2 separate regions of the Mus musculus genome follow, and region 2 is linked to region 1. Evidence: chromatin loops called from intact Hi-C (ENCODE). Cell type or tissue: heart. All regions are shown on one strand. Links, peaks and the distances in the headings refer to the core of each region. The heading gives the core; the rest is flanking DNA. Region 1 holds the start of Tnrc6b (trinucleotide repeat containing 6b). Region 2 overlaps Tnrc6b (trinucleotide repeat containing 6b).

Region 1 (16,369 bases), core at 3,557-11,556:
TGTTACTTATGCCCTTCATGTCTGCACTGTCTCCACAGGTAAAGGAATCACCAAGGCCAGCAACTGTGTGATCTCCTGAGCTGCAGTGCATTGGTGGGCAGGACCTGCAGATGCCCACCCATCCGGTCCTATGCTGAGGAGAAGAACATGGCCTCTTCCCTGTACTAGGTCACACATCAGACCCTCAGCAGGCCTCCTACCCTGTAGCCTCCATTCCAGTCTTAGTGCTGGAATTCCAAACAGCAGAGTCTGAATCTCTTCTCAGCATCTAAACCGTCGCATGGCTGCAGCAGACCGCGGTGGCCTGACAAGAAACACCGCTACCTTGTTTACATGAAGTAGACGCCTGCCTAGTGTCTGCTTTCCTTGTTGCCAACCTGTCCTCCACTGGGCCAGCCCTCCTTACAGGTCCTCGGGTGGGACAAGGGCCATTCTTTCTGCCTTGGTAGGACAGAATGTCCAAAGCAGCCCCAGCCACTTTGCCTTCTTCTTGGACATCTGGTGCTGTCTAGTTCTCCATATCCCAGAGGTTGGTGGGAAAAATGGAAGAAGGTGGGACTCTGAGCCAGTCTTGCTCCAGGTGGACTATGCAGCTGGAATGGCTGGAATATTGTCTATTATGGTCTTCAGACGCTCATTTCTGATGGCTCCTGAACTAGTCTGCTACTGGAATTGTGGTGGGGATAGGAATACTTCTGCCTCCCTCCAGCCTGTGGCAGGATCTGACAGTGCTGGCAAAGAACCCCTTTCCTTTCTACACTGTAGCCTGCCTGAGTGCCCTGGGATTCCCTGGATGGTGCTGTTGAAAGCTAGAGCTTGTAGAGTGCCTTTCTCGGGCCTGCTCCTTTCAGTAGGCTTTTGTTTACAGACCCTGTGGAGGGTGGGAGGAGGATGGGCCCTCAGGACATGAACATTTGTGGTTCCTCCCAGCCCACCCCCCATTACCCACTAGGGCTTCCTTCATGAAACTTCAGCCAAAGACTAGCCATAGCCTCTTTCAGAATTGCAAGCTGTTCTCAGAAGCCTCCGTTTCTCTAAGTCAGGTTGGCTTAAGTTCCAGGACAAGCAGCCACCTCCCCTTACAGTGACCTGTCCAGGCTGAGGGAGAGTGAGTGTGACATAGACATCTCCGACTGTAGACTCTGGTCAACCCTCCTGAACAGGCAGAATGACAGAGGGGCAGAAGGCCACAATGAAGCCCTTCTAGGCCTCCAAGCCAAGATCTTCTCTCTTTCCTTTCTGAAAAGACCTTGGGCACCACTAGTACCAGGGAGGGACAGGGGCATCTGCAGAGGCAGCCGGTGAGAGGCAGGGAGGAGGCATTGTGGACTACAGTGGGCAACACGTGGCGGCCTGTTCCTGTATCTGGCCTCCCTGCTGGTGGGGAGGGAGAAGGAAAATAATGGATGGCCTCAGTCCATAGTCCCCTCTGTCCACCCCAAGGTTAGCCCCACCGTGGCTTCCCAAGCCTTTGTGAGGATTAAACACTTCTGGTAAGTGCTTCCTGATACAAGGCTGGCAGTGTGGTGTGTGCTTATTCTGGAGGAGTGGCAGGGAGGCCTGGGTGATGTGGGAAGCCTCTACTGTGGTGGTCACCTTGAAGATGTGGGATACAAGATACTTCAACCATGGGGAACGATGTAGAGAGAATGTAGTGTATGGATGGATGTGTCACCTGCCAACTAAAAAAACCTATAGAAAATGATAGGAGGTAGGACATCCAGGAGGCAGAAAGAATTCTGGGACAGAGCCAGGCACAGGAGAGGTACCAGGGAAGATGTGATGAGACAGACACATGGTACCTAAGCACAGATAACCAGCCACGTGGGAGAATGTAGGTTAAAATAAATGGGATAATTTATGATGTAATAAGAGTAAAGCCTAGCTAGCTATATGGCCAGGGTATTTACAAATATATTTTGAGTCTGAGTCTTATTTCTGGGAGCATGGAGCTGAGAGGAAGAACCGGACTAAACATTTACAAATGGTGCCTCTTTGGGTGCCAATTATAGATTATTAATACTCTATATATAAATTCTGAAAATTGATAGGTGGCAATTATTTCTTAACCCCCAGCTTTTCCCCAAATAGCCACACAGAGACCTTTTAGTATTTCAAAGCCCATGCAGCCATGTGGCTGGCTATATCTTCCAGGCTTGTAATCACATCTGCCGACTCCATGTCTCCTGGCTAAAGGGCTTTTCTCCTCCTCTTTCTCATAGTTCCTTTCTCCTTCCCAGGAAGTCCTACCTTCAACTTCCTGCCTAGCTAATTAGCCATCAGATTTTTATTAAAGCCAATCAGAGAATGCCTTGGGTAGGTGAGGAAGGACAGAGACAATTTCACACAGTGTACCCCAACAGAAAGAAATGAGACTCCATGTAGAGTGGTGGCCTGAGACTAGGAGAAAGAGCTGCTCCAAGCCAGTCTGCTCAGGCCATCTCTCTTCCCAGTGAGTGAGTGACGCTACCCTCTCTCACCCTGTCCCTGGATCAGGCCTCCTGGACAGGCAGGCAGAGGGAGAGTGCTCTTCCCTACCGTGCTGCATTTCTCTCACTCCAGTCATGAAGCTTTGAAAGAGGAGTTCAGGAGTGAGTCCAAGTGAAGGCCACGAGCCCCAAGCCCCACATCACAGTCAGCAGTGGCCAGCACTGCAGCGTCTGTTTGGGGAGGGGCTGTGCTGTGTGCTATAGGATGTGGCCCAGGCTGACCTCCAACTGCCACTCCTATTCTCCTGAATCCTGGGGTTACAGGTGCGTGCTGCCACACCCAGTTTACCTTGTGTAGCCTTGGCATGGTTCTGTGGCTCTGAGGTTGGCTGACTTGCGTAAGATTTTTCCATCCTGGGGCAACTTCCCCCTCTCTCCTAGTTACCTTGGTTAACACTTCACTGTCTCCATCTCCTCAGAACAGGTGTGTTTATGTGCACACATCTGCCTTCTTTCACTTAGCTCTCTGTCAGATTTCCTCCCAATCTGTCCCCCCCCCCCTTTTTTTTTCTGTCTCAGCCATAGAAAGCACCATGGGACATACTTCTGTGTGCCCTGGAGTGCCCCCCCCAAAAAAAGAGCCAGAGCGGACAGCAAGAGAACCTTCAAACTCAAATGAGGCAGGGTGGGAATTCCTATCCAGCTGTCATGGCCGTAATCTGAGTAAACAGGACAAGGTGCCCTTCTGCAGCTAATAAGCCCTGTCTGTGCCATGGCTGTGGTTTCTCGCCTGGCATTCCCTACACTCAGCTCCTCTTGCCTATGGGGCCCAGTGGCTGGCATGAATCACCTGTACTGATTTTCCAGAGGCACAAGGTTTGCTTCCAAACGGCACCCTAAGCTCAATGAGTGGAGCCTGATCTAGGTGGAAAGAATGCACTCTAGAGAAGAGCGAGGGGCAGTGGGTGCAGAGACACAAGTGCACTCACACGCGAAGTAATTGCAGGACGACGCACCAGCCTCACAGAATTAACCCCAGCCTTCCACCCCTCCCGTCAATGCTTCTGCCTACCTTCCCAGCTGTGAAGCAGGGACAACACTGCTTCCAGATAACATGCTCTGCTGTCTGGCATGATGCGAGCCCATTCTTCCTTGGCCAGGCTCTGAGTGCAAAGACCAAGTCTGTCTGGCTCGCTCAGTGCCGTAAGCACAGTATCCTCTCAGTATCTGTTGGCTAAAGGTTGAAAATTGGACAGCAGGGGCCAGCAAGATTGGTCAGTGGATAAAGTCACTTGCTGTACAAGGATGGTGACCTAGGTTCAATTCCAGAACTAAGGGTGAAAAAGAACCAACTCCCAAAAGTTATTCTTTAAATCTCCATATATACACACACACACAGTGTATATATGGACGTCATCACTCACATATACATATCCGTGTCCTTTCAAAGGGAAGCTAAGAAGGACCTTGAGATTGGCAGGTTAGTACAAAGTTCCTGTAAAGTCATGGCTGGGGTCCAGTCATGGGGACATTCTAGTTAGTGCACTGTATCTCTGCCTTTCCACAAAGGCCATTCGGACAGAAATTTTTATCCAGGAAAGTGGTTAGAAACTACAGCAGTGTCTAAAGATACCCAAAAGCAGCTCTGGGAACAGGAGCCTATGTCATCGGAGATAAGCTAGGACCTGCCATGGAAGCCAGCAAACATGTGGGAGCCTGCAGGAGGAGAAGCACAAAAGACAAGAACAGAAGGCATGCCCACGGTGCCCGTGGCTCTAAAAGGGGAAAATCCATTGTATGCCAAGAATCTTGCTTTATGGTTTAAATTTCCCCATCAGCAGCTTTGACTCCCTTGGATATGGCCTGGAGCTTAGGAGAGTTGATAAGGAAAGGCAGCTCACTGCTTGTCTGCAGTGAATTGTTTAGTAAGTAGATGGTTCCTGGGTGCCAGGCGTGGGGACCCAGGGAGACAGAAGAAGGCAATGTTTGAAAGCAGAGTGGCTCAAGCCAGGTGATGGTGATGAACGCCTTTAATCCCAGCACTTGGGAGGCAAAGGGAGGCAGACCTCTGTGAGTTCGAGGTCAGCCTGGTCCACAGAGTGAGTTCCGGGACTGCCAGAGCTACAGAAAAAGACTGTCTCGAAAACAACAACAAAAAAGAAAAAGAAATGAAAGCCAAGTGGATTTGTGCTGTTTGTGGTGTCTTTTGTGGGACATGAAGTAGAATAGGTTGGCCCAGGCACTGTCTGCTAAGGGCCCAGCTGGCCTGTAGAATGTGGGTTTCCTTATATGTCACATGGAGAACACCCACCTGGGGCAAAGCATGTAGCATAAGAAGCTACAGGCTTGGAGCTGCCACAAGTATTTTCTGATAGACTCTCCTGTGCACCTGCCTACCCTGGCAGTTAGTCAAATTGATGGTTCTTGGCTGCACACTGGACTCAGTACTCGTTCACCTGGAGCGAGTTTCAAGGCCCAGATTCTGAAAGTAGGGAAGAGAAAGCCTGCTGAAGTCACTCAGTTGGACAGGGACCTGTGCTCTCCATGTGTATCATGCCCCCACCTCAGAAGGCAGCCAGCGTAGTTGGTCTCCTGAAAAAAAATCTCACTTTTCTAGAGTGATAGTTTTGGGTGAGATGGATAATTTTAACTTCTTGTCGGGGGCTGGTGAGATGGCTCAGTGGGTAAGAGCACCCGACTGCTCTTCCGAAGGTCCAGAGTTCAAATCCCAGCAACCACATGGTGGCTCACAACCATCTGTAACAAGATCTGACGCCCTCTTCTGGAGTGTCTGAAGACAGCTATAGTGTACTTACATATAATAAATAAAAAATAAATCTTTAAAAAAAAAAAAAAAACTTCTTGTCTGGAGAGAATTCTATAAGTACAAAATACAGCTTAAACAAAAGCTAGGCTTCTATACTGTGGAGAAGCCAGCCAACTCGGTGACACACCAGCTCGGCATTCTCCCCCCCCATCCCCCCCTCCCTCGCCATGCCACTCTACCCCCCACCCCTACTCCTCCAATAAACTTCAAGCTCCCTCAGGTGTGTTCACCGATCTTCTCTGCCAGTGGCTGCCTGATTACCCTCACAGCTACTATACTGGGAGGAGCCTCCAGCCTTCCCCAGGAGTCCTGAGGAGCCTGCGTGGATAGAGGCATTGGTGGAGAACGGCTGACACCTTGTGGCCAGCTCCCAGCTTGCAGCATCCATCTCTGTGTGCAAAGGGTCAGAGGAGTAAGCACTCTGACCTTTGACCAAACCTGACTGTGCACACTTCTAATCCCATTACTTGAGAGGCCGAAGCAGAGAGGATTGTTGCCAGTCTGCATAGTGAAAATGTGTTCCACATTTAAAAAAAAAAAAAAGAAGTTTTAGGCTTTTGAGACATGTGGTGCCTGTCCTGACCTCAGAGTGACACTGAAGCAGCCACACACCATACATAAATAAGTGTTCACAGTTGAGTTTCTATAAAACTCATGGGTACTGGAGATGTCCTCACGTACTTGTCGAGAATGCCCAAGACGTGTTAGTATTATGATTCTTTTAGTCATTTAAAACTGTGAAATCTCAGGGCTGGGGCAGTGGCTGCTCTTCCAGAAGAGTCAAGGTTGATTTCCAGCCCCCACATCAGGCAACTCCCAGCCACCGTAACTACAGCTCCAGGGGCTCGGAGCCCTTCGTCCGGCCACTGCAGGCACATGCACCTGCATATACATATATGTAACTAAGACAAAAAAAGTTCTAAATAAAAATGTAAAAACTCAAGCTGTGTCCATATTTAATATTCTGCTAGTACCCCATCTTGGAAATCTTAATAATTTTAAAATAAGAATCCTTGAGTTTTCCGTCCATACCAGCCTTATAAATTATGTAGGCAACCATGACTGGCAGAAATCTTTGCTTTAAAATGTTATATTTGAGCTAGAGATGAAGCTTGGTGGAGTGCTTGCCTGCCATGCATGGAGCCTTGGGTTTGACCCCCCTAGCACTTCATAAACTGGACATGATGGCTCGCGCACATAATCTCAGTACTCAGGCAGTAGACAAGAAGATCAGAAGTCCAGGACAGCCAGGGCTATACAGAGAAACCCTGTCTCGAAAAACTGAAAAAGAAGAAGAAGAAGAAGAAGAAGAAGAAGAAGAAGAAGAAGAAGAAGAAGAAGAAGAAGAAGAAGTTGTTCAAGGTCATTCTTAGTAGCTACAAAAGGAATCAAGGGCATCTTGGGATACATGAGACCATGTTTTTTGTTTTTTGTTTTCTTGAGACAGGGTTTCTCCGTATAGCCCTGGCTGTCCTGGAACTCACTCTGTAGACCAGGCTGGCCTCGAACTCAGAAATCTGCCTGTCCCTGCCTCCCAAGTACTGGGATTAAAGGCATGCGCCACCACTGCCCAGCTGAGACCCTGTATTTAAAAATTAAAAAACGTTAGGTCGTATCATTGTCTTAGGGTCAAGAGTAACAGATCGGACTTAATACATGTATTCCTGCACAAAGAGGCTAGTGGCCTTAGAGGCGAAGGAAGGATAAGGACCTAGCGCTTCCCCATGAAAAGCCTGAAGAACACGCAGGTCCTTGGAAAGGGCCTACAGAAAGAGATGGCAAGGGAAGTTCATGAACAGTTGTGGAGGTAGGAGGGAGGCTGGCTATTTTGGGAAGCAAAGAAAGAGCGAAATCTCAGAGTAAAACGTAGTGGGGGAGTCATGGAAACGGGCCTGGGAAAGTCTCTTGGATCTTGGCCACAAAACAGGTTAGAGAAGAGCTTAGAGAAACCGGCTTCAGTCGAATTAATGAAATCCTGAGCTAGAGAAGGAGGGTACAGTGACCGAGGTGGAGAGAGCCACAGGCTATTTATTATCTAAGAAGTTGGGACGAGGGCCCGGAGGGAAGGAAGGATCTTTGAAGAAGAAAATCAGGTCCCAGTTGGAATGCAAGGAAAGGCCACCAGGGGGCGTAACTTAGCCAGGAAGATGCCTGCCTTTTTCACCTGAGTTTGTAGGGAAACAACAGGGTGACTGGGAGTTAGGGCTGCGGTGGGGGTTGGGGGTGGATGGGTCCAGTCAACTGTTCCAGTAGGGACTTATCTCTCCAGCGGCACGCGAGTTCTCTGGTCACCGTAGCTTCATGAGCAAGAGCTCACTCGTTTTGAGTCAGACTGCCTAGTTTCAGCTGCTCCCTGTGGTAACCTGGAACAAATTGGCTAACCTCTATTTTTCTATCTGGAAAGTGAGAACTGCTATTGTGGGAAAGATTGACCGCTGTAATCCAAGCAAAGCCCGCAGTACAGTGTCTAACATACAGCGTGTGTCAACGACAGGATGGGGGGGGTGGGGTGGGGGAGGGGTGTGTGTGAACTGCTCTTTTGTGTCTTAGAAGCGGCGAACACACCAAAAGGGTCAAACGTCCACTGCTCAGCGGAGTTGCTTTTCAGGAAACGCAGTCATAAAAACCTACAGGTGATTTGGAAGTGACACAGCGTCTATCTCGAGGGCTTTTGTTGCATAATAAATGCTACCACACATGTAATAAAAGCCTGTGAGCATGTCCTCTGTCATCTACACCCTCCAGCTTGTTCCCCCCTACCCCATTGCTCCTGGTTATTGGTCACCAACACAGCCATGCTCCAGCATCAGCTGTCAGCTGTCACCTTGACTTTTGGGTTAGGATCCCTTACGGGGATCACCTCATTGCTACGAGCTTTAAGAATTAACAAACTCTTTTACACATCTTGCCAAAAGTCTCAGAGCATTGAAAGGCCAGAGTATGGAGGGTGTTCGCTTGTGCCGCAGAAGTCAGAACTGGAATCGATCCAGCTGGCTAGAACTGCCCCAGGCCTATGGGTCATTGCAGAATCCTTTGCAAAATTTCCTATTGGTTTGGCTCTTGTCCAGGCTAAGGGCAGAGACCGAAGCACAGTCTCTCAAGGGAGATAAAGGAAGTCTGTTGCTGGGGAATGGCTGGGAAGCTTTTGGTAGCCATCCAAGGCGGCTATCACTCATTAAATCTGCCTTCTCCTCCAGCAGAAAGCCAACTTACAGAACACCATATACAAAGCTCCCAGAATAGTACAGGGCTCCAAGAACACGGTGCACGTGGCCAGTGTACAAATGTGCAGCGGCTTGAGGATTCTTTTTGCCTTCAAATCTGGGTGGGTTTGAGCAAACTAAAGAGCATTTTCTCCAAGTGGCATCCTGAGAGGAAATGAAGAGAATATGCTAGCCTGGACTGCCTTTCTGGATTCCAGTTGATTCTGCCATCACCAAAGCTTGCTAGGAAGCCGCTGGCAATGACAGTGAGGGAGCTCAGAAAACACCTTGGACCAATTCATTAGCTTTACTGTCCCACCAGGCCTAGCAAGCCTATAAATCCTGACGTTGACTCCAGTAGGAATTTGAAACCTTTGCCTCCCATCATAAATATGTTATTGATTTGTTGGCTTCCTTCCTAGCTGTATAGGATAGGAGGAGAAATTCTGGCCAAGGCCGTAGTTTGCGGGAATGAGGGATCTCAGCTCCCAGACAAGACTGCATCCATCACATTCCACTGTTTGCTGGAGGATGAAACCTGTGTTTTTCTATTCCTGAAAGTCTGCAGGAAGGCACACTCCTCTGTGAGCGGGAGGCTATAGGATAGCATTGTGGGAAATGTTTATTTCCTACTTTAAAACATTCTGTAGTGTTGACTTGAACAAATGTTCCATTTACTCAGTACTACTTTTTAGATTTCTTTTTTCTTAGACCCAAGTCTTACTATATATCCTAGGCTGGCTCTGAACTCTACCCACCCCCTTCTGGATGCTAGGATTACAGGTTGATGTCCTTTTTTTTTTTTAAGATTTATTTTATGTATATGAGTACACTGTAGCTGTACAGATGGTTGTGAGCCTTTATGTGGTTGTTGGGAATTGAATTTTTAGGACCTCTGCTTGCTCCGGTTGGCCCCATTCACTCAGTCCCTGCTCACTCCATAAATAAATAAATACACTGAGGCTGTCTTCAGATGCACCAGAAGAGGGCGTCAGATCCCATTACAGATGGTTGTGAGCCACGATGTGATTGCTGGGATTTGAACTCAGGACCTTCAGAAGAGCAGTCAGTGCTCTTACCCGCTGAGCCGTCTTCAACCAGCTCACAAGTCTATATCCTTATACTGAGCTTTTCAACATTAATATTGTTGTCAGAAAAGCAATCTTATATGGAAACAGCAAAGACATGGATTATAGGAAGAGCAGAGTTGGGGCTACTCCTCGATGTTCCTATGGTTTTCCTGATCCTCTTCCTCTCCTTACCAGGTCACCACCTGTCACCAATCTCTCCCTGGCTAACCGCATATGTCTCGTAGTTCTTATAGATGTAACTTCTACTTGAAAGTCAAGAACCACATCCTTCCCAGACTGGGTCCCCAGTCCTTCGGCGTTCTCCCAGGACACAGTCTCCAGCAGTTCACTGTGATTGCTTTACCTGCTGCCTACTCCACAACAGTGAGGGCCCTGGCACAAAGGAGATTTTCTTTTTTTAATCTGTGGAGCCACCCTTGGACCTTAGGAAAGTTCTTAATAAACTCACTATGTAATTACTGAACAATAAGTTATTGGGGGGAATCTTTTATAGACAGATCGATATCAAGGGACACAAGATGAAGAAAGAAAACTATTTCAAAGAACTTACAACAGGGATTTGCCCAATAATTCATAGAAAACCAACCATTATCTTGAGGATTAAGACTGAGGTGATGGAGACAGTGGCTTAGCGGTTAAAAAACATTTGCTGTGTTTCCAGAGGACCTGAGTCTGATTCTCAACATCAGTGCTGGAGGCCGTTCATAATGGACTCTATTCCAGTTCCAGGACACCCAGAGTCATCTTCTGGCTTCCATGGCAACACACACACACACACACACACACACACACTCAACATAGATACAAATGCACATACATGTGAATAAACATAGAAGTAAATATTTTTAAGTAACATAAAAACAATCAACTCTGAAGGCTGGGAAGGTCTGAACCCTTGACATTTCTCACTGTGTTTTCTGGTTTCTGATCTCTGTTTTGAACGCTAGTGTGAACTCTGTGCTTGGAGTCATCAGATTTCACCTCTTTAGGTCCTTTATTAGACTTTGACTTATGATTTCTCTCCTGCCCTTGAATTATCCTAGGAATACCTGCCATTTGCTCTTAGTTGATGTTTGTGAAATACCTTGTCTTCCTCTGCTGGAAGGGTGTAAGTGCTGAGCCTACTGCTGTGTTACAATGGCTGTTTCATTGTTAAGCCAGTGCCAGTGAGATTACACAACAGCTTGGATAGGGAAGGGGAACAAGGGCTATGAACCCCCTCACCTACAAGGGACAGGGATTTGGGATGGTAATACGCTAACATGCCCAGATGTGGGTTAGAGTCCAGCATAGGTTCCTGGAGATCGTTTCGGTCCCAGAGGCTGGAGGCTGGTACTCTGGCAGTGGGTCTTAAGCATTCTGCCCTCCCCTGGCTGAAATGTGGAGTCGCTTCCATTAAAGCTGTCACAGAGAAAGAATCCTGTGGCCAGAAGCCAGGAGAACACACATGGCTTGCTCGACATCAGCGGCTCTGGAAGCTTTCCTGGAGGCAGAGGACTGTTCCATTTGCATGCAATCAATTATTTCTAAAGGGATGGATTCTTTATCTCACTCTAGACTTAATTTCTCCTAATTTCGAATTCTTTATTCTTTCAAAGGAACAAGCTAAAGATGGTCAGAGGTGTGTATGAGTGTTGCTTGGGCACATAAGTATGGTAAAAAAATGACCATTTACAAAGACAAAGAAACAGAATATAGATTTTATACGTGCTTCTTGTCAGGAAAAATATACTGTTTAACTTAGAACAGGGAAGAATGGTGCCTAGGAGGATATGATGACAATCTTTCTAAAGTTAGTCTCCAATAATGTTAATGACAAGGTTTCTAATTGCCAGAAACTGAGTAATTTAGGTTCTGAAGGAAACAGTTTTAAGATACTGGGTTGACGGACGGATACTATTCAGAGATACTAAGGCATGTATAGAAACGAGTCAGACAGGCCTAGAAACCACCTTATGTCCCAAAACTTCTTTCTAAATGGGTGACCTTGGATAAGTCTCTTAACCTCTTTTGGCTTTGCTTCCTGTAAAATTACTGTTTAATCAGAATAGTTTCTGTAAAGAATTGGGGACCGTATTTGGAATAAAATACAATAAATGATAGTAGTTATCACTGTCAACTTTCAATGACTAAAGATGCCCCGCTCCTCAGCCAAAACGTAGTGTGGAGAATCCGGATCTGACGGACAACACGGAAGTGCCCAATAAGAGGCCGGGGTAGGGGGGTGGGGGAAACAGTGGAATCAAACCAATGGCATGGGCCCTTGTTGTTGGCCGCTTTCTGGCTGATCCACCAATAGCTTAAGGATGTGACTTGGGAGCGACACCCTGACAGTCCAATGACGCACAACCAACCCACACTCAGCAATTCGGAGGGGATAAATCAAGGAGCCTGCACGTATAGATTCCGTTATTAGTGCAGTCTCGAATGGTGAAAGGAGCTTGGGGGAAACAGCCCCTGAGAGAGGCATTAGTGAGCTAAAAAAGGGGGAAGAGATGACTGCGCTAGGTGATCTCGGCCGCCATCATGCTCTAGTTTCCCCTTCGTCTCTCTGGGTCCGCGACCGAGGAAGCGGCCTCTGGGATGCTGAGGGGGTGTGTCCCCTCATGATTGGCGCAGGCCGCTCAGCCAATCCCAGCTCGGCAAACGGGAAGCACTTAGCCAATGAGGGGAGACGGCAGCGGCGAGGACTTAAGGGAGGAGGACCAGCGGCTTGACGGGCACGAAAGCTAACCAGTGAAAGCTAGAGGCATCCTGCCTGCGGCCAATGGAGTGGGGCTGTGGGCGGGCGCCAGAGTGTTTGTGTTGTGGTTTTGGGGGAGGGAGGCGGAGGGGAAAGTTTGTTTATTTTGTTTTTAGTTTCTGGGGTCCCCGAGCTTCGGCAAGGTGAAGCGAGCGACCGTGACCCCCCTCGCCTCTCAGCCTCCCCGCGACGACGCCTCCACAGCTTGCGGAGGAGCGGAGACCGCGGTCACCGCTGGGCTCCACAGCGGAACGCCGCGCACTCGGAGCCGGCGCGGCTCAGCGGTGAGTGAGGATCGTGGGCCGCGCGGGCCTGCTCCTTTCTCGGGAGCCGCCAGGCGGAGCGGAGCGGGGCGACCCAGGGTGGGCGACTGAGGACGCCCTCGGGGGCGCGCGGCACGGCCCGCTGAGGTGCAGCGTGTGCGTGTCCTCGCGCGCGCGCGCGCGCGACGGGAGCGAGCCGGGCGGGAGGGGCGGGTTGGGGGGGGCGGGTGGAGAGAGCGCGCGCGACCCGAGTGGGCCGCGGCGGGCCGGGGCGCTTGCCCGGGGCGCGCTGTGGGATCGCAATGTGCAGACGTGAGGCGGGGGAGGGGTGTGTGAGGGACGCGCGGTCACGTCGGTCGCGAGGGCCTTGGTGTCCCCAAGTATTGGGGCCGGGACAGACCGGCGTCACGCGCCTGCAGGTGTGAGCGGAGGAAAGGGCTTCCGGGTGGGCCGGTGGCTGTCCGAGCGCTTCGTGTCGCCTAGGGCCCTCTGAGCTGCAAATGCCAGGCGGTGGGGCGCGAGCATCCGGTGTCCCCGCGCGGCGGGCGTGCAGGCTTATGTGCTGGACCCCGATAGCGAGGTTCCACGGGCATCCCGCGAGAGCTGCGTGCGGTCGGGGGTGGGGTGCTGTGGCGAGGCGATGCTCACTTTGGATGAGGAAACAGACGAGGGGCGAGGGGCGGAGGGATGACAGATTTGGAAAGAGCCTTGGGAAGGGTTTGCTACCTAATGCTGGTAAGGTGCCCTTTAATTCCAAACTAACGGATTTGTTAGTCCATGATGGCTAAATAAATATCTGGTCCAGTGAAATTCACTACAGTGGCTATCACGACACCCAAGAACAGCAGCCGTCTCATCCATCCTTAGTCTTGGACGCAGGTCACCCGTCTGAGACTTTGAGCTTCAAGCTTTCTCCTGTGTCTTTGGGCTGCTTGGATTCTGAATAAAGAGTACCAACCAAGACTCCGTGAATAAAAACATCATTTGTACCTCCTTCACAGTTAAACATAGCAGTAAGCTGTACAAAAATCACACATCCTAGCCTTTTGTGAAATGTTTCTCTTCGCTTGTGGGAGATTTCAGTTCTTGACTTTAAAACTATGTGTTCGCCGTGGGTTTTGAACGCTCCTTAAAGAGCAGAGCATGGAGACACTTGTATAGCATGAGTATCGATGTAGTAAGTGGGAGGGATATCAGTGTAGTAGTAGTCTCTACAGGTAGGCATATACTGGATAACCAGTATCCAGAATACAGATTAGACTGGTTTGTCCCACTTGGGATGCATGCCTCTGTGTGTTTTGTTTTGTTTTGTTTTGTTTTTGAGACAAGGTCTCATCATGTAGCCTCCGCTGGCCTCGAACTGCTTTGTAGACCAGGCTGGTCTGGAACTTACAGAGATCCACCACCTGCCTCTTTCCTGAATGCTGAATTAAAGAGGCTCAGCTTGTTCTTCACTGTTTTTAAGGGCTTGTCTTAAACTTGATTGTCTGAGTATGTAGTTTCTGATAGTACTTAAAGGAGTAAAGAAAACAAAACAAAATAAACTGTCCATGCTACATGGCTCTTTTAACCCATCATATCCTTGAAATCTTCCCTACAAACAGAAACTCTTTTTTTGTTGTTGTTTTTTGTTTTTCGAGACAGGGTTTCTCTGTATAGCCCTGGCTGTCCTGGAACTCACTTTGTAGACCAGGCTGGCCTCGAACTCAGAAACCCGCCTGCCTCTGCCTCCCGAGTGCTGGGATTAAAGGCGTGCGCCACCATGCCTGGCCAAACAGAAACTCTTAAATGGTTTTTGGTTTTTATTTTTGTCTTATGAGACAGGGTTTTTAAAATGTTTTAGAATCAAAACAATACTTTTGCTCCCTGTTAGTACTGGCTACTGTTCATTGTATGCTTACGCTGTGTATGTCTTCCTCTCTGTAGATTTTTAAATCCTTGCTTGAAGCCTGTAGGGCAGAAACTGTCATTGTGGGAGGGATGAGGACAGGGCTCCCAAGAGCCATGCAGCTAGGTTTAATCTCAGGTCTCTTTGGTGTTTTGTCTTTGGTGTTTTGTCTTATTTTCACCTACTGAATCATCCAGAGGGAGAGACGCATAAAGACCACCGAGAAGCAGAGAAAGGGAGGAAAGGAGAATCCACTGACTTCACTGCCTGAACCCGGCTTAAGACTGAAATGTTAAATCGAGACTATTCTTGTTTTAGAACTAAGCACCTTTAATAAAATACGTCCAATCTTTGTTTTTTTTTAATTGACATACTCATTGTACATAGTACTGCAAAGCTCTGTTTTTGTTTGAATTTTTACATTTCTTTCTTCCTTAGGTCTTGTTATGTGGCCCACCTGGTCTCATACTCGTGATCCTTGTGTCTTGACTTCCCCAGTGGAGGAATTACAGATCTTTGCCACCTCAAAAGAGTCAGTCCATCACCTTCTCCCTTTTGGGGTGTTGTTTTGTTTTGTTTTGAGATCTCACTCTGGACCAGGATACCCTGGAGTTCATTATGTTGCCCAGGCTGGACTTGAACTCTTGGCCTGCCTTAGCCTCTTGAATGCTAGGATTATAGGAGTAAGCCACAGCGTCCAGCTTCTGAAGACTTTTCCTTTCTGTCTCTGTCCACTCGTTCCTTATTCCCACTCAGGTCTCTTAGAGCTCCTTTTTATTTTTGTAGTTATCAGCCTGTGATTCAGGGCCATGTCTGTTTTGTTCGCCATGAATGCCAGAGCCTGTTCAAGTGTCAGGTATACAGCAGACTCCTGGAAAATATTTGTTGACTATGTTATGAATTTGACTTTTACTCTTAGTATTTATTGTTATTTTTAAATTTCTTGTAGCCTTGGCTGCCTCCCTCCCTCCCGAGAGTGTCTGAGATTTGATGCCACTCTTAAGAGAGCTTTCCACATAAAGATAGGTCTGAAATCACTGTGTGGAGCTTTGGACTGAACGCATTACACCCTGGTTGGGTTGTGCAGGCTGGCCTAGCGTTGCACCTGTTACTCTTCTCTGTCTCAGCTGCTCTTGATTTCTCTCTCCTCTCTGCAGCATGTTGATTCTAGAGACCTTGTATAGGTTCCAGCCCAGCAGCCGGCTTGCCCTTTGACATTTGCTGCCTTTGACATTGACAACTGCCTCTAGTGTTTCACCCCTACACATTGCCCCCACACTAATCTTCCTGAAAGATTGCTTTATGTTTTGTGCTCCTTCCCAAATCTACCACAAACACTTAGGTTGGAAATCCTCAATGGCGTTTGATTGCCTAAAGAGTTTAAGCGCCTTTGCCTGTTATTTACAGATCTTTGCACTGGTACTGCCCAGTAGAAATAGAAAGCAAGCCACAAACGTGAACCACATATGTAATTTAAAAATTTCTAGTAGACACATTAAAAAGTAAAAAGAAAGGGTGAAATTGATTTTTGTAACATTTTACTTACTTCAATATATTCAAAACATTAGTATTTAAATATGTTATCAGTAACAAAACAAAACAAAAGTACTAGTAGGGTATTTTAAAAGTCTTTTTTTCATGTTAAGTTTTTCAAATCTAGAATGTATTTTTCACTTGAAACGTCTCAAGCCATACAAAGCAGTTTTCAAATGTTCTATAGCCATGTGTTGTTTGTGGCACCTTATATTGGACAGAACAGATCTTAAGTGTGTCTTCAGCTTAGTGGAAGGACCAGACCTAGGTAATTCCAGCCACTGTCCTTTGTACAACTCAGTTTCTCTCACCTAGAAACATCTTTATAATCCAAACATGCTCAATCTCTTTGAGGGAAACACAAGGGAAACTGAGAGCTCTAATCTTTAATT
Region 2 (16,369 bases), core at 2,750-10,749, 180 kb after region 1:
CTAATTTTTTTAACTCTATGCTGTGCAGTACTGATTTATCATATTTAATCCCCTTGGGAGTCTAAGCCTATCCGATGCATACTCCAGTATCTCAGGAGCTAGCTAAGGGACATTCAGAGAAGGCTTACTGAGCAGAATGCACCGGCCAGTCTGTGGAATTCACACGTTAGCAAGATAGGCTCACAGTGAAAAGCACAGTGTGGGGAAGGAAGGACGGGAACAGAGGCTACCATTTGAGGAAATAGCTCCGACAGTTCCTAGCGACAGACAGTTTTTCAGTTGACAAGCTCAGAAGTAGCTGCCTAGATAAAGTGGCACTTGAGGTATGTCTAAAAAGATGAATATATTTCACTGTGTGGAGTTGGGGAGAAAACGGCAGGTGCCAGTCTTGAATGGTGCCCAGAGTAAGACTGTAGACATCTTTGTAGAAAGTTATAACAGGTAGAACTGGGAAGACTGGTTGGCCTTAGGTCATAGAACATCTTAATGAAGCTAACCAACGGGTTTTGTTTTTCTGTGCACTAGGGAATTGTTAAACACTCTCAGAGAGCAGTAATGGAACCAAAGGGGTATTTTAGAAAAACCGCTCCAGCCTTGAGTGTTAGAATAGATTAAAGAAACATAGCATGGCTTGTTGCATTTTCTCAGGATACAAGAAGGTCCTTCTGTTTCAGTAAGAATGGCAAATAGGTAGCTTTGAGAGTGGATACAGAGTTGGATGTTGCACATGCAGCACTAGCTAGTGACAAAGAGGAAACTCTAGCATCTCCTCACAGGCCTGATGACCTAAATTTTAGTCCCTAAGACTCATATGGTAGAAGGAGAACAAATTGTCCTCTGACCTCCACACTGGCACTATGGCATGGGATACACAGTTAGATACTGTACTAAAATCACTCAAGAAAATCAACTAGGTAAACAAGCTAGTCTAGGGGATGCACTAAGCTTTCCAGAAGCAGTCAGAGCCCCAGGTGTTGATGATACGGATGTACAGCTGTGGTTAACAGATTATCTCTTTCCCAGAGTCAACCCTTGGAGGTGCTGCTGCTTCAAATTATGCAAATTCCACTTGGGGCCCGGGAGCCTCCTCCAACAGCGGCGCCTCCCCCAACCCAATTCACATCTGGGACAAGGTGATTGTAGACGGGTCTGACATGGAAGAGTGGCCTTGTATTGCCAGCAAAGACACTGAATCTTCTTCCGAAAACACCACCGATAACAACAGTGCCTCGAACCCTGGCTCTGAGAAGAGCAGTCTGCCAGGAAGCACCACTAGTAACAAAGGCAAAGGGAGCCAATGCCAGGCTGCAAGTTCTGGGAACGAATGTAATCTTGGGGTCTGGAAATCTGACCCCAAGGCTAAGTCTGTTCAACCTCCCAACTCTACTTCAGATAGCAACAATGGACTAGGAAACTGGAGGAGCACGAGTGGTCAGGATAGAATTGGACCTGGCTCTGGCTTCAGCAACTTTAACCCAAATAGCAACCCATCTGCCTGGCCAGCATTGGTCCAAGAAGGGACTTCTAGAAAAGGGGCATTGGAAACAGAAAGTAGTAGTTCCAGTGCACAAGTTAGCACAGTAGGTCAGGCATCCAGGGAACAGCAGTCAAAGATGGAAAATGCGGGTGTTAATTTTGTTGTCTCTGGCAGAGAACAGGCTCAAATTCATAACACTGATGGACCAAAAAATGGAAACACTAACTCCTTGAACTTAAGTTCACCAAACCCCATGGAAAATAAGGGAATGCCCTTTGGAATGGGCTTGGGGAACACCTCCAGGAGCACTGATGCCCCTTCACAAAGCACTGGAGATCGAAAGACTGGGAGTGTTGGGTCTTGGGGTGCAGCTAGGGGGCCTTCTGGAACTGACACAGTCTCTGGACAAAGCAATTCTGGAAATAATGGGAACAATGGAAAAGACAGAGAGGACTCCTGGAAAGGAGCTTCTGTTCCAAAACCAACTGGGTCAAAAAGTGACTCTTGGGACAACAATAACAGGTCTACGGGTGGGTCCTGGAACTTTGGCCCTCAGGACAATAATGACAACAAATGGGGTGAAGGGAACAAAATGACATCTGGGGTCTCTCAGGGAGAATGGAAACAGCCGACTGGGTCTGATGAGTTGAAAATTGGAGAATGGAGTGGTCCAAACCAACCAAATTCTAGCACTGGAGCATGGGACAATCAAAAGGGCCACCCCCTCCCTGAAAACCAAGGCAATGCCCAGGCTCCCTGTTGGGGAAGATCTTCCAGCTCCGCAGGAAGTGAAGTTGGAGGTCAAAGCACTGGAAGCAACCACAAAGCAGGAAGTAGTGACAGTCATAATTCTGGTCGTCGGTCATATAGGCCCACGCATCCTGATTGCCAGGCTGTCTTGCAGACTCTTTTGAGCCGGACTGATTTGGACCCTAGGGTGCTCTCAAACACTGGCTGGGGCCAAACTCAAATTAAGCAGGACACAGTGTGGGATATTGAAGAGGTGCCAAGGCCTGAGGGGAAATCTGACAAAGGAACTGAGGGGTGGGAGAGCGCTGCCACACAGACCAAGAACTCAGGGGGCTGGGGAGATGCACCCAGCCAAAGCAATCAAATGAAGTCTGGATGGGGGGAGCTCTCAGCCTCGACAGAGTGGAAAGACCCCAAGAGCACAGGAGGCTGGAATGACTATAAGAACAACAACTCTTCTAACTGGGGAGGAGGCCGAGCAGATGAAAAGACACCTTCCTCTTGGAATGAGAGTTCTTGTAAGGATCAGGGGTGGGGAGGTGGGCGCCAACCCAACCAAGGATGGACTTCTGGGAAGAATGGTTGGGGCGAGGAGGTGGATCAAGTGAAAAATAATAATTGGGAAAGTTCTGCCAATAAGCCTGTGTCTGGGTGGGGTGAAGGAGGACAGAATGAAATTGGAACTTGGGGTAATGGTGGGAATACAAACCTAGCATCAAAAGGTGGGTGGGAAGATTGCAAAAGATCCCCTGCATGGAATGAGACAGGCAGACAGCCCAATTCCTGGAATAAACAACACCAACAGCAGCAGCAGCCACCGCCACCACAGCCAGAGGCTTCTGGTTCATGGGGAGGCCCACCCCCGCCACCTCAAGGCAATGTTCGACCTTCTAATTCCAACTGGAGCAGTGGACCCCAGCCTACAACCCCTAAGGATGATGAACCCAGTGGTTGGGAGGAGCCATCCCCACAGTCAATTAGTCGGAAAATGGACATTGATGATGGCACTTCAGCTTGGGGAGACCCTAACAGTTATAACTACAAGAATGTGAACCTTTGGGATAAGAATTCTCAAGGGGGCCCAGCACCTCGAGAACCAAACCTGCCTACCCCAATGACCGGGAAATCAGCATCAGGTAGGTACCAACTCTTTTCTCATAGGTCCTAGTGAAATAAAAGAAATCCTGGTCTACACCCTATCTGTCAAGGTGCATCTATTTAACTTACTCTGAGAATCGTTCCTCCAGTTCCAGCTTTCTTGCTCTGAGAACCTTTCTGTGGTGCACTGGAGATGGCACCTGCTCTCATACATTACAGTGTCATTTCTTGGTACAAGGAAAAGATGATAACACTCTTGGTAGCCGTAATTATTTTTCTGCAATTATATTGGCCTGTATAATTTTTAAAATAACAACAACAACAAAAAAAAAAGTCACCAAATAAGCTTATGTCTTGCAGAACAAACTACTCTAGGTTTAAAAATAAAGAACCAAGGTAGAAAAAGACTGGCTTTCTTTCCTTCCTGGCTCTACCTATGAAACAGCCGCCTCCCCTTGTGCTTCTCTTTCTCTGCAAAGGAGAGCACTCTGGTGTTCTTCCTGAGACTGTCACAACGCTGTATCCAGCTGGTATCTGGACAGTTGGGGTCTCCAAACTTATTTTATTTTTCTAGAGTTAGGGCTGAAACCCAGAGATTTGAGCATGCTAAGCAAGTGCTCTAACTCAGGCTACATTCCCACCTCGTTCCAAGTGACTTCATTGTTGACTGTAGCAGGCAGTATGCGTACAAAGATGTTCTAAGGACAGTCAGATACCCAAAAGTCAACTGTTACAACAGTGCTTAATTCTCTTCTCAGTTTGGCATAAATGTCCCTGTAAAAAAGACTCACCAATTAAGAAAATGCACCTTTCAGGGTTATTAGATTATTTTTGGTTTTATTTAAAATTAATCATAATGTTAAGTTTTCCAGCATTCAAAGTAGAATAATTAGGAACACTAATTAATGTGCAAAGTGACTGTTTTTAACTAGCTCTTTTTTTTTAGTATTTAAAAAAAAAGTGAGGACAAAAATAGAGGCTACTCTTAACTGCTTATCCAGAGTCACACTTCCTCGTGCTTTAAGATCCTGTGTTCAGAGAAAACTCTCCAAACTGTACAGGAAAGCAAAGGACAGTGGATGAGCCTCCAGCCTCTGGGGCTTCCCACTGTAATGCGTGGAAGTTTGTTTCCTTCATAAGCCTTGCTCTTATGGATCACAGATATACCTAAGCTTTAAATCTTCTTAACAGGGAAGGCTTATACTTCTGCAATGTTCATCTTACCTTTTTTTTTCTCAGCTTTTTTAGTGGGGAAGAGTCAGGGAGCCTGAAAGTGGATCCCAGGGCCTTTCCCTGGTAGGCAGGCAGTAGTCCTGTAGCTCTGTCATCTTTCTTTTCATATATATTACACTTTCTGTAGCACAGACAGTTCTTTTGCTTAATTGTTTCATATGGAGCTCATTTTATGAACTCAATTTTGTCTGTCTCCTCTGGTAGATATTTAAGTTATACTTTATCCACACTTGATATGCTCCATCTCCTTCTGATATTGAAATTGATTCCATTTTTTTTCTAGAGTAATACAGTGACTACTGCTGTACATATAATTTCATTACTTCAGTACATTTTTTTAGGGTAAATTTTCCTGGCAGTGAGTTTACTGGGTCAGAAGTCATGTACATTGGAACTTTGGAAAGTGACTTAACCAAATGCTCTCCATGAAGATTGAATTTGTTTCTCCCAAGAAAGTATAACTGTGCCTGCCTCCTTCACTCCACTGGATCTTAAGTAAAGTATTCAATGGATCCTTAAAGACACACATTTCTTTTTTGCAGTCTGGAGCAAAAGCACACCACCTGCTCCAGATAATGGGACTTCAGCCTGGGGTGAGCCAAATGAAAGCAGTCCTGGGTGGGGTGAAATGGATGATGCAGGAGCATCAACCACAGGCTGGGGAAACACACCTGCCAACGCTCCCAATGCCATGAAACCCAGTAAGTAGACTTGGTTTGCAAGTGGCAACTTGTCTCATAGGCCTGGTCATTGGAAGTAGTACAGAGAAAAGCCACTCCCAGCTCCCTACTCTACATGAAGGCAAATCCAGATCCATACAGTATTTTTGGAGGGAAATGAATGTTTTCTTGCAAGTTTCATAGTAACAATATTTGTTAAAAGGGTGTGGTAGTAGAACCGACTGGAGACTGGTCTCCAGCGCCTTCCTCTCTAGTTGTCCTATCTGTCTTTTCTTCTCCATCTGCCCTCTACATTTTTCCTCCTTTCTTATCAAAGCCACATCTAGGATCCTTCTCAGTACCTAATGCATTTCAAATACGTTTATGGACCTAATAAGCTTCAAGTTTCCATTGCCTTGTGGGGGTTTTTTGTTGGTTGGTTGGTTGGTTGGTTTTTTAAGACAGAGTCTTTCTGTGTAGCCTTGGCCGTCCTAGAACCAAGCTGGCCTCGAACTCAGAGATCCAAGTCCAAGGATTAACAGGCATGTACTGCTGCCATCCGGTGGCCTTGTGGTTTTTAATTCCCATTTTTATTTCTGCTTCATCCCAACCAAGGTAGACCGTTGTGTTTTGGTCATACCTACTTGAAATGCCTGCATTTTGGAGTCTAAAGAAAGACTTGACACTCAGCTGCCATGCTCACTAAGGGCAACCATTTTCTTATCAATGAAATGCAACATTCATATTCACTCATTCACATAGACACAATTTTTGTTGAAATAGTCTGAATAGTGTCTGAAATAGTTGATACTGGCCTCAGATTCATGGTAATCTTCCTGCCTTAGTTTCCCAAGTGCTGGGATTACAGGTGTGCACCACTACCCAGTTTTGAAATTTCTTAGAATAGGGATGAGATTTTTGAGTTTTGAAACACTTATCTCCTTGGTTCCCGGAAGAACTATAGAAGCAGTCCAAAGATCTTGATTGTAAGGTCTGTTGTCTGCTCTCTTTATGAGTAATTCATTTGCCTTGTGTGTAGATGGAACAGACAAAACTGCAAAGATATTCAAATGCTGCATTTGCAAGAAATCTCTCTGTTTGTTACATGTATTTACTGCAAAGAATCGATTCACTCTTTCCTTAAAGATTCCAAATCTATGCAAGACGGCTGGGGGGAGAGTGACGGACCAGTCACAGGAGCTCGCCATCCTAGCTGGGAAGAGGAGGATGACGGAGGAGTCTGGAACACCGCCGGCTCTCAGGGAAGCACTTCCTCCCACAACTCAGCAAGCTGGGGACAAGGAGGAAAGAAACAAATGAAGGTAGTGCTTTAGAAAGGCTTTACAAAGGCTTCAGTTTGCTTACTCAATCCTAGAAGGTAAAACTGGGACTTGGTTCATGGAGGAAATGAGGCAACTGGAGTCACCGAGTATTTCCTTATAAATTAATAACTACTTCCCTTGTGTCCCCTAATCTTCCTATCCCATGACCTTGAAATCCTGAACAATTAGAAGTGGCACTATGAGTAAAAGGAAATTTGTAAGGTAGAGGTAATTGAGTTTAGGTTTCCATGTTATAATTATTTTCAGCAGTTCCTGAGGCCTGCTTTTAAAATGCCTTATGCTTTTGATTCTAAGACAAAAAAAGTCCTATGGGCAAATCTCCACAAAAATGTAAAAAAGACACCAAATAGCTGGCTTTCCCAGTGGTCGTTAGTGGGTCTTGATTTTACCTGACTCATCCCAAGGCCCCGAGCCCTTCTCCCAGTAAACTGAAAGCCCCGTTTTCAGCACTGCTATAACTACATTCTTTCCTCACGTCCTGGGCCAGGCTGTGTCTTCCAGACAACTCACTTTCCCGTATAACAAGTTTCCTCTTGGAATGTTGTGGTTTATTACTTATTTTACAGTCCAGGGGATGGAGCCCAGAACACTGAGAATGCTAGGCAAGCACTCTGCTGCTGCTGCTGCTGCTGCTGCTGCTGCTGCTGCTGCTACATAGGACCACTAGTTCTTCATCTGTAGCCATGATGTGTGTACCTGAGCCACCACTGTCTTGACAGATGCTGCTGCTGTTCTTCCTCCTCTTCTTCTCTCTCTCTCTCTTTCTCTCTCTCTCTCTCTCTCACACACACACACACACACACACACACACATTACAGAGTAGAAAAAAGGAAGATACACCTGTATGCTTCATTTTAACCTGAAAAACCTGCCCTATGAAATGCTTTCTAATCCTCCCAGGCTTTGGATTCCTGAAACTCTCTCACAAGACCATCCCCTGACCATCACCCTGGTCCTGAAGCTGTGGGTTTCAAGGCCCTGATTTCTTCTGTAGGATAGAACAGTTGCTTTCTGTGGAGACATTGGTTGAAGGAGCTCTTCCTGGGTTTCCCCTTCCCTAATGACTTCCTTCCTCCACTCTAGCAACTAAAGAAGTCTCACTACACTGCTCAGCGTCTTGGTACTCTAATGGTGTCTGGCCTGCTTTGGCAATCTTTTGGTCATTTACAAATTAGCAGTGGATCGAAATTAATTGAGTAAAAGATCCTAATTGAATCCTCCCAACTCAAATGGCAACCAAGATTTGCTTAATTGGAAGTTGAATATTTCAATTCCGATACCAGTGGTTCTGACCTTCAGTACTAAGGACTTCATTTTTTTGTTGGTGGTGGTGGTGGTGTTTTTTTTGTTTTTTGTTTTTTTGAGACAGAGTTTCTCTGTGTAGCCCTGGCTGTCCTGGAGCTCACTTTGTAGACCAGGCTGGCCTCGAACTCAGAAATCCACCTGTCTCTGCCTCCCGAGTGCTGGGATTAAAGGTGTGCGCCACCACACCCAGCCTAGGACTTTTTTTAATGTGATAAAATACACAAAATGTAAAAATTGTCATCTTAACCATTTTTCAATATGCAGGTCAGTGCCACTGAGTGTGCTCACATGCAGTTTGTTTTCTTCTAACGCTGAAAGCTCTGCACTAATAAACTCACTATCTCTCATGCTTGCCAGGACTCTTCTTTAATCTTAATAAAATATATATCTATCACCATAATATATAATTAATTATTAATTTATATATTATATAATTAAAAGGTTATTTATAATTATATATTGTATCTAACATGATATAATATGCAATGTTGTAATATATAGATATATTTGTATATAAGTATATAATATTATATACACTTATTTATGGAGCAAGCTGGTTGTGGTGGCTCATATCTGTAATCACAACCCTCGAAGACAAAAGGCAAAAGGATCAAGAGTTCAAGATATTCTAGGCTTTAGTGAGTGAGGACATCCTGTCTCAACTAACACCAACAATAATAATAAGTATGACATATCATAGCACATGGAATGTTTACCTATAGAATGTGCAGGCCCACAAAGCTCATCCCCCATCCCATTAATCCCTGCCTTCCACTGTGCCAGAGCTCAAGGATAGTGGCTTCCTCCAGGCCTCTTTCTCACTGAGAACTGATGGCCTCCATGCTGTGAACCATATGAAGAGCTCTCTGGATGCATTCCACATTGCCCCCACACAGAGTGATGTTGTGTTCAAACAGGCTCCTTTCCAAACAACATGCACCAGTAGCAATTCTTTCCCTGTTACAAGCCTGCTGGGGTCACAGAAGAGCATCCTACGGGAGGTGGCAGTGGCAGTATGTAGACATCTTACACAGTCTGATACCACTTCTTTGCATGTAAAAAGTAAACTTTGTTTTTCCACTTCACTATGATAAGTAGGAGTAAAAGCATGACTGGACCTAGGGCTTACTAGTCATTTAAAGCTATCAGGTTCAGGAAGGTGAACTCTCAGCTTTGCATTTTCAGTGTGGTTTATAGTTTGGGAGGTTGTGATGAGCTCTGTGACTGAGGTCATGTGTTTCATTCTGTAGTGCTCACTAAAAGGAGGAAACAATGATTCATGGATGAATCCTCTTGCCAAACAGTTTTCAAATATGGGATTGCTGGTAAGTTTCATTTTTCTTCATGTATAAACATAATCTCAAATTTCAGGCATAGTAAGTACACATGTACAGTACAAAATTACAGATTTAAATATGGGTTAAACAGTGTTCTTGGCCCTCTGAGCTAAACAGTATTTCTATTTTATTAAGTGATATATACCAACATTAAAAGTGAATTGTCTTTGTATCTTTTCTCTTGGAAAGGTGGAAACAACAAAGACACTTAAATGGACACTTGTTACTAGTGTCTGCACATCATTTTTAAAAATAAAAATAATCAGAATCACTATACTGGGATTCATTATGTAGAGAAAAATGTGTGCTGTGTCTTTACTTTCCTTATCTCTTGGGAACACTGTGAAGACATCTGGTCATGGTTGTCAAAAGACAAATGATTTGACTACACAGTTTAAGATTTGCTCACTGACACGTCATAAGAAGATATTATCACCATTTAGCTACAACTTGTGGAGTTTGACTATGCATACTTAAGAAGCAGTTTATTTCTCCAGGCAGCTGTTGAACTTGTCCTCTGTCCATAGCTGTACTGATGTTGCTTACATGTGTAATTGACATGTGTAATTACATGTGTTAGACACTTAATTAAGCCTTGATGGCCATCAAATTGTGATTGCAAAAATGTTACAGCCTTCACTCCAGTTTCAAGGTCACGGCAGAGGCTCTTGTGGAGTGCCTATGGTCATGAGGCTCTCACATGAGCAGGAGCGCCTCTTCTCTGATGTACAACGTGTATCCTCCCTTAATCCTTACTCACTTGTGTTTGCTTTGTTTTGTTCAGAGTCAAACTGAGGATAACCCAAGCAGCAAAATGGATTTGTCTGTAGGTATGTGTCTCTACAAACAGGAGGGGAACGTGTTCACGGCTCTGCCAGGCCCTTGGCATCTCCTGCCCTGCTTGGGTTGAGGCAGATTGATAGACATGCTTGATGCTAACTGCTTTATTTTATATCAGATTTCATGCACTAAAGCAGTATAGAGGTTGAAAATTCAAATGACTGAAGTTCCAGGAGAATGTGAAGGAATGTTAAATGCTAGGTTTAACTGTGAGGAGGGTATGTCCACCTCAGAAGCCAACCTTATTCTACTACATGAAAAGTGCAAACTTCACTGCACCATCCCTTATTAGCATCCAGATTTTTTTCCCAAGTACTGGGAGCTAGATTCAGATTATTTTAATATGTCTGTGATACTAGTAAACTAGACCATCAGATTGACTCTCTGTACCCCAAGGTTTTCATCTTTGTCATACTTTTCCGTTGTGACCAGAGCAAATGCAGGGGTCAGCCCATCGTCTGTGAGATTTTTCTCAGGAATGCTTTTGCTCACCCCGAGGAACATAAGAGGAATCAAACTAAGAGTAAGAGGGAACAATCTGGATAGCAGTGGTACTGTGTAGTTTGAGCTGCAACCCAGTTGTGTCATCATATAGCAGATTTATAGGGCTAAGGAAAGGGAGGAGGAGGAAGTCTGCATCACACATGCAGATGAAGCTTGAGCAAGTACTGTAGAAATGTTCAACTGTGTTAAAGTCTTAAGCTTTACATTTTTAGGCAACAGGAGTGCCTCTGATCTTTCTATTCCCCATAATTGCTTTAAAACTCTAACAATGTCTCTAACAAGTGCTAACATAACAAAACAGACTGGTCTCTCACTGAGAAGATTTGACTTTATGAACAAGATGTATTCTCACCCAGCACGTCAATTTTAACCTAAATATTGGCTTAATCAATTTGGCTTCAAGTCTCTCAAGTGTTCCATGGTAGACAAGCTACAGCAGATACATATTTAATTTTTGAAAAACGGTTCAGGAACAGAGCAAGCACCCTGAGCCAGTGAGAATTCTTCCTAGGCTCATTCCAAAGAGTAGAGAGGCTTTGTCCCCGGGTCCCTAGAGAACAGACGGGCCAGGCTACACGTGGCTCTTGAGGGGACATTGATTCCTGACATTTTTATTTATGTCCTTTCAGATAAGAAATTTGATGTGGACAAGAGAACAATGAATCTCGGGGATTTTAATGATATCATGAGGAAGGATCGACCTGGGTTCCGTCCACCTAATTCCAAAGACTTGGGAACCACAGACAGTGGGCCTTATTTTGAGAAGGTGAGTTGAATGCTTTGTTTCAAATAGTCGTTTATGAGAGTCACTGTGTTCTTAATTTGTCTGTGGTAGCAGCTAATTCTAGAGAAAGCATAAACTTACAAACTCAGAGTAAAACATGAATATCCCCTATATTAATGTGGTGACAGGAAAGTAACTGACGTCAACAGGTGATTGGGCAGGAACGAGAGCCATCTGTCCTTAATGTTTTTGTGATGGAGCTCTAAGTTTTGAGGGAGATCATGGGCATGTAGAACATGGAGAAGAAACTTTAGAGATAAGTTTACTCTTCAGTCTTCTTGTTCCTGCCGCTTTGTCAGCTACAGACAAAACTTGGACTTTGTGCAAACATTTGTATCTTCTACGATTGGTGCTAGGTCTGGAAAAGCTCGCTCTCTTTCCTACTTGCCTAGTGGTTTGTGTTTAGGTAAATCAAATTCTCACTCCTGATTGAAGCAAGTAATTTTTACTTACTTGTTCTGATTTTTTAACATTTCTAATGAAACTATTGATTCAAAATACTGTTTTATAGTGTTCCTGGGCCCCACAAGACATTTAAAACCAAAACATGGACATCTGGGCCAATAGCATTGCTGCCTGTCTAGGTGACACCATATTCATAGGAAGATTGCCTGGCTTCTGCTTCAGGAGCCACACCACCAGAGTAATGGGAAGTAGACTCATAAACAGTGTCTGGCAACCCTTGTCCTGATGCAGTGGATAAACGGTTTCTAACGGAGAGGAAAAGAAAGTCTCTATGGAAGAGGTTGACAGATGGTATCCGCTGGGCAACGAACGTGTGATGATTCTTATCCGATCCAAATTTCTTCCTGGGTTATTGCTAATCCACTCTCGCTTTGTTTATTCCTAGTGTGTCTCTCTTTCCCTTCTTGCATTCTGTTGCTTCACTAACCAACACTCATTGTGATTGGCTAACTCCTACTACCTTTCAGCTGACTTTGCCTTTCTCCAATCAAGATGGGTGCCTTGGGGATGAGGCTCCCTGCTCTCCCTTCTCCCCTTCTCCCAGCTACAAGCTGTCTCCCTCTGGTTCCACACTACCCAACGTCAGCCTTGGAGCAATCGGCACAGGGCTCAACCCCCAAAACTTCGCTGCTAGACAAGTAAGGAGGCCTCTCAGATTTGTAATTGCTTGGCTGTGGCCTCACCTTGGCCCTGGTCTTCAGTTTATTGCATCTTGTCTGTCTTGGGAAACTTGTTGATTACTGAATGCACAGAATGATATTAAGTGTAGGTTTTTACATCTTTCAGCCCATAGTCCATCTCTCTTCATGTTTCTCAACATGGAATTTACTTTAAATCTGTTTCTTTTATCTTTTCATTTTTGGTTATAACTGACTTAGGAAATTATGAATGAGACTATAATATAATCTAATTATACGTTTGCCATTTTTAATATTAAATTATATATTTTCCTGGAGAGATGACACAGAAAGCAACTAAGAGCACTGCTGTTCTTGTATAAGATCCAGGCACCCATATAGCAGCTCACAGCCTCCTATAACTCCTGTTCCAGGGGATCAGACATGCTCTTCTAGCTTCTGCAGTCACCAGACATACACATGAAGCACAGACTGTTCATATATGTAAACTAAAAGTAAATTTCTTAAAGCCATTAGAATATATAATAAGGAGTATTTCAAGAATCTCTTTAGTTTATCTGCTAATCAAAAATTAGTAAAACTAGTAATAAAGGGTTACAGTGTTTTAAAAATCTGGCTTCTGCCGGGCGTGGTGGCACACGCCTTTAATCCCAGCACTCAGAGGACGCAGAGGCAGGCGGATTTCTGAGTTCGAGGCCAGCCTGGTCTACAAAGTGAGTTCCAGGACAGCCAGGGCTATACAGAGAAACCCTGTCTCGAAAAAAAAAAAAAAATCTGGCTTCTTGGGGCTGAGGAGTTGAGTGTCTTCTTTAGAAATTAAACCATAGTATTTACATAGAGAAGGAGATCTTTAATAGTGAAGCTTTAAAGAGTAACTATTGCTCAAGCATTGGTGGTTGCCAAAATTAGTCCTCTAAGCAAGGGCCACACAGTAGCACCAGAACTGGCAGGCTCTTACAAGCCTGAGTGGACACAAGGTCTGTTGTAGTTTCGTGAAGAAACCCAGGAATCTGGGGCCATCAGTGCTGTTACAGCCACAGCTCCAACACTAATGCTTCCCTAGCTATGGTCCTGTGGCTCCTCACTTGCCACTGTGCCTTTTACCTCAGGATGAGCCCAAGAGCACAAGAGCACAGTGTGTGGTTGAATCCATTCTGTTCCGTGTGGTGACTTTCACATGAATATTAAAGGCTCAGGTAAAGCAGGACCACTTAGACCACACATAGTCAAGTTGTATACAGCTTCTCATATGCAGATTAAAGTAGATTGTGCTTTGTGCATATATTCAGATTAGTCATCTCCAGATTGGGGTCATAAGGCAGTTTTTCTGTTTCCTTCCTTTAATTTCAGCATTTTGTTTGTTTGTTTGCTTGTATGTAGTTTCCTAAACGGGATGGGTATGTATTGCTTACGTGAACAGAGAAAAACAATGTTTTGCAAATGCTAATTTTATATTGAGGTATATAAAATATAAAATAAAAATGTGGTTCCAGGCTTGCATAAATAACTAATGCTATTAGTAGGTAAACTCAAGTTTAACAGACCAGCTTCTAGCTTGGCATTGGATTTTTAAGAAAAGACAATTCCTCAATATCTTTGTAATGGTTGGATTCCTGCAAAGTCCATTGGTATCAGATTGGTGCATATGTCCTACCCAATAGGTCCCACCTGTTTCAAACTGCTATCATACGGAGTCCATTAAATTTACTTCATAATTAAAAGATAAAACTTAAGCCAGACATGGTAGCATATCTTTAATCCCAGTACTTGAGAGGCCAAGGCAGAAGGATCAGGAGGCAGGAGTTTGAAGCCAGCTTAGCTATAATGTGAGATTCTGTTTCTAATAATAAGAAATAATAATAATTTTTGCCAAATCACAGAACATTTCAATCAGTTCACTTTTTTATTTTAAATTTATATTCTTTTCTAAATTAAACCCTAGGGTTGGGACATAAATCCCCAATAATTAGGAGGACATAGACACAGGTCATCTTAGAACTTCCACATATACCTGAAAAGCTTGAACAATAGTCAGATATTGGCATGTGTACAGCCTTTGAGTCACTGTCTTCATAATTCCTAGATCTAATGTTTTTGAAGGCCACATATTGCTGCCTTCAGCAAACCTGAGCCAAGAAAATGAACTGAAGTACCATGTTAGGGTGACAGGAAAGCATTTGTATAGACTGCTGTCAGCGCTTATATTAACTTCAGAAACATCAGAATGCTATGTGGTAGCTTCAGACACCCTTGAATTTTGACAGGAAGCTGAAAATCTTCTTATCAAAGGAAAGGTTGAAGTTTAAAATAACTCTAGCTAGGTGTGGTAGCTCACAGAGGTGGATCTCTCTGTTCAAGGCCAGCCTGCTCTTCAAAGTGAGCTACATAGAGAAACCCTGTCTCGAAAAACCAAAAATAAAATAAATGACTCTAAGCTGGGTGCAGTGATGTACGTTAAACAACCCTTGGAAAAATAATGTCTGTGGTAGATCTTTTTCTGATATATACATATTTTAATTGCCATTTCTACTTTCTGTTTTTAATCATTTTTAGTTTTGGTGCTTTTTAAGTTCATTAATTTGCCTCTAGCAGTCTCTTAATCTAATTTTGAATCATTTAAGCCATCACAGTGCCTTGAGTGTTCTGGAACTTAATGATGTTATGTAAATTCTTTAAGATTACCTTATCCCTGTGTTAAACTGGGAATAATAACCTCAGTTTACAAAGGCATTGACTGCTGTCTTTGCTGAAGATGTTTTGTGGGATGTTTTCAAGTGAATGGTCTTGGGTCATAGATATATGCAAATGATATACATCCTGTAGCCTAAGGCTTTTTGGAGTTCTGAGAATTCCAAAAGGAAGGATTGAACTGATACAGAAAAAAAAAACAATAGAGAATGACTGAATCGTGGTTCTAGTGAACATCGGCAGAGTCCCTTCTGGTGTAATGTTAACACAGGGGAATTCGGTCACTTTGTCCATGGATGAGGAGGCGGTGTGGGGGAAGATACCCTTGGTGAGCTCTTTAATTCAGGCCTTGAGTAGGCCAAGCGTACACAGCATAGAGAACCTTAGGATGCCAGTGTGAAGGGTGGTGCATGCCTCCAGTGCCAGCTTGAGATACTTAGTAAGACACTGTTGGGAGTAGGGCAATCCTCAGACAGAACTTTCTATAGCTAGAAACAAATCAGAAAAGTGGAGGCGCCAGGGCCGAGCTTCCCTTGCTCTCATTAGGAGATTAGAGATGAGCTCAATGATGATTTATTGGGAATCATGGAATTAAGCTTTATTTTATATCTATAACTAGGCTGATATTTATACTTTTGAATGTGAAGTTACAGGTGAGTAATGTTATTTCCATAACCTAGAGTAATATGTAATGTGTCCCTTCCTTCTTATTTTGATGTGAGGTTGATGAACATTTTCTCATTTAGCAAGAAAGCTAACAGATTCAGGACGGGGAAGGGTGCGCAGCTAGATCAGGGTCCTTGTGAGTGGCTGATTGGCTAGTAGAGGAAAGTGATACCCACATTACTTTACACTGATAGTTTGGTTATAGTATGTGTTTTTACCCAGGTTCCTTTTAAGATGGATCTTATAAAGTCTTGAGAATTAAATTTGATAAACCCAAACTTATAAAAAGAGGGTTCTTAAGCCAGTTGTGGTTGCACATGCCAGTAATCCCAACACTTAAGAGGCTCACCTCAGCTGATCACAGGATGAGACCCTGTCTCAAATAAGCAGTCCAGAAATCTTGCACAGAAATCAGTTCCTCTCAGTCACAAGAAATGTAACACTACCTCTAACATTTTGTTAAATGTAACCCTTTCAGTTTATACTTTATCAGACCACCTGTAGTAAATGAGCTGCCCATGACTCAGTTCTAGTAACTGTCCACCAACCTCCCAATACAAAGAGCTCCTCGATTCTAAAATG

What was found. Peaks named below come from ENCODE experiments on the same cell type or tissue, not always from the same donor. Only the 100,000 strongest peaks of a DNase experiment are listed, where the experiment ranks them.
Region 2: it touches region 1 in a loop (7-fold over the local background); 15 of 42 quality-filtered maps call a loop at or near these places.

Annotation. Positions count from the first base shown.
Region 1 is chr15:80,698,912-80,715,280 of GRCm38, forward strand. It overlaps Fam83f (family with sequence similarity 83, member F), which reads left to right. Exons shown (of 5, transcript NM_145986.2): 5 at 39-1,514. The coding sequence ends at 79. It overlaps Tnrc6b (trinucleotide repeat containing 6b), which reads left to right and starts at 12,402. Exons shown (of 25, transcript NM_144812.3): 1 at 12,402-12,577. In heart, for the core only: CTCF peaks have their summits at 5,622 (motif pointing left), 7,371 (motif pointing right), 9,439 (motif pointing right), 10,895 (motif pointing left) and 1 weaker place; DNase peaks (open chromatin) are centred at 5,570, 7,460, 8,310 and 10,880; H3K4me3 peaks cover 953 bases; H3K27ac peaks cover 1,818 bases; H3K27me3 peaks cover 886 bases.
Region 2 is chr15:80,877,844-80,894,212 of GRCm38, forward strand. Tnrc6b (trinucleotide repeat containing 6b) reads left to right here. Exons shown (of 25, transcript NM_144812.3): 8 at 1,024-3,363; 9 at 5,101-5,259; 10 at 6,364-6,539; 11 at 9,116-9,190; 12 at 9,987-10,032; 13 at 11,176-11,312. Among named protein-coding and RNA genes, the nearest start is that of Mir5113, 54 kb to the right of the region's middle. In heart, for the core only: a CTCF peak has its summit at 5,803 (motif pointing left); no DNase peak of the experiment used is centred there.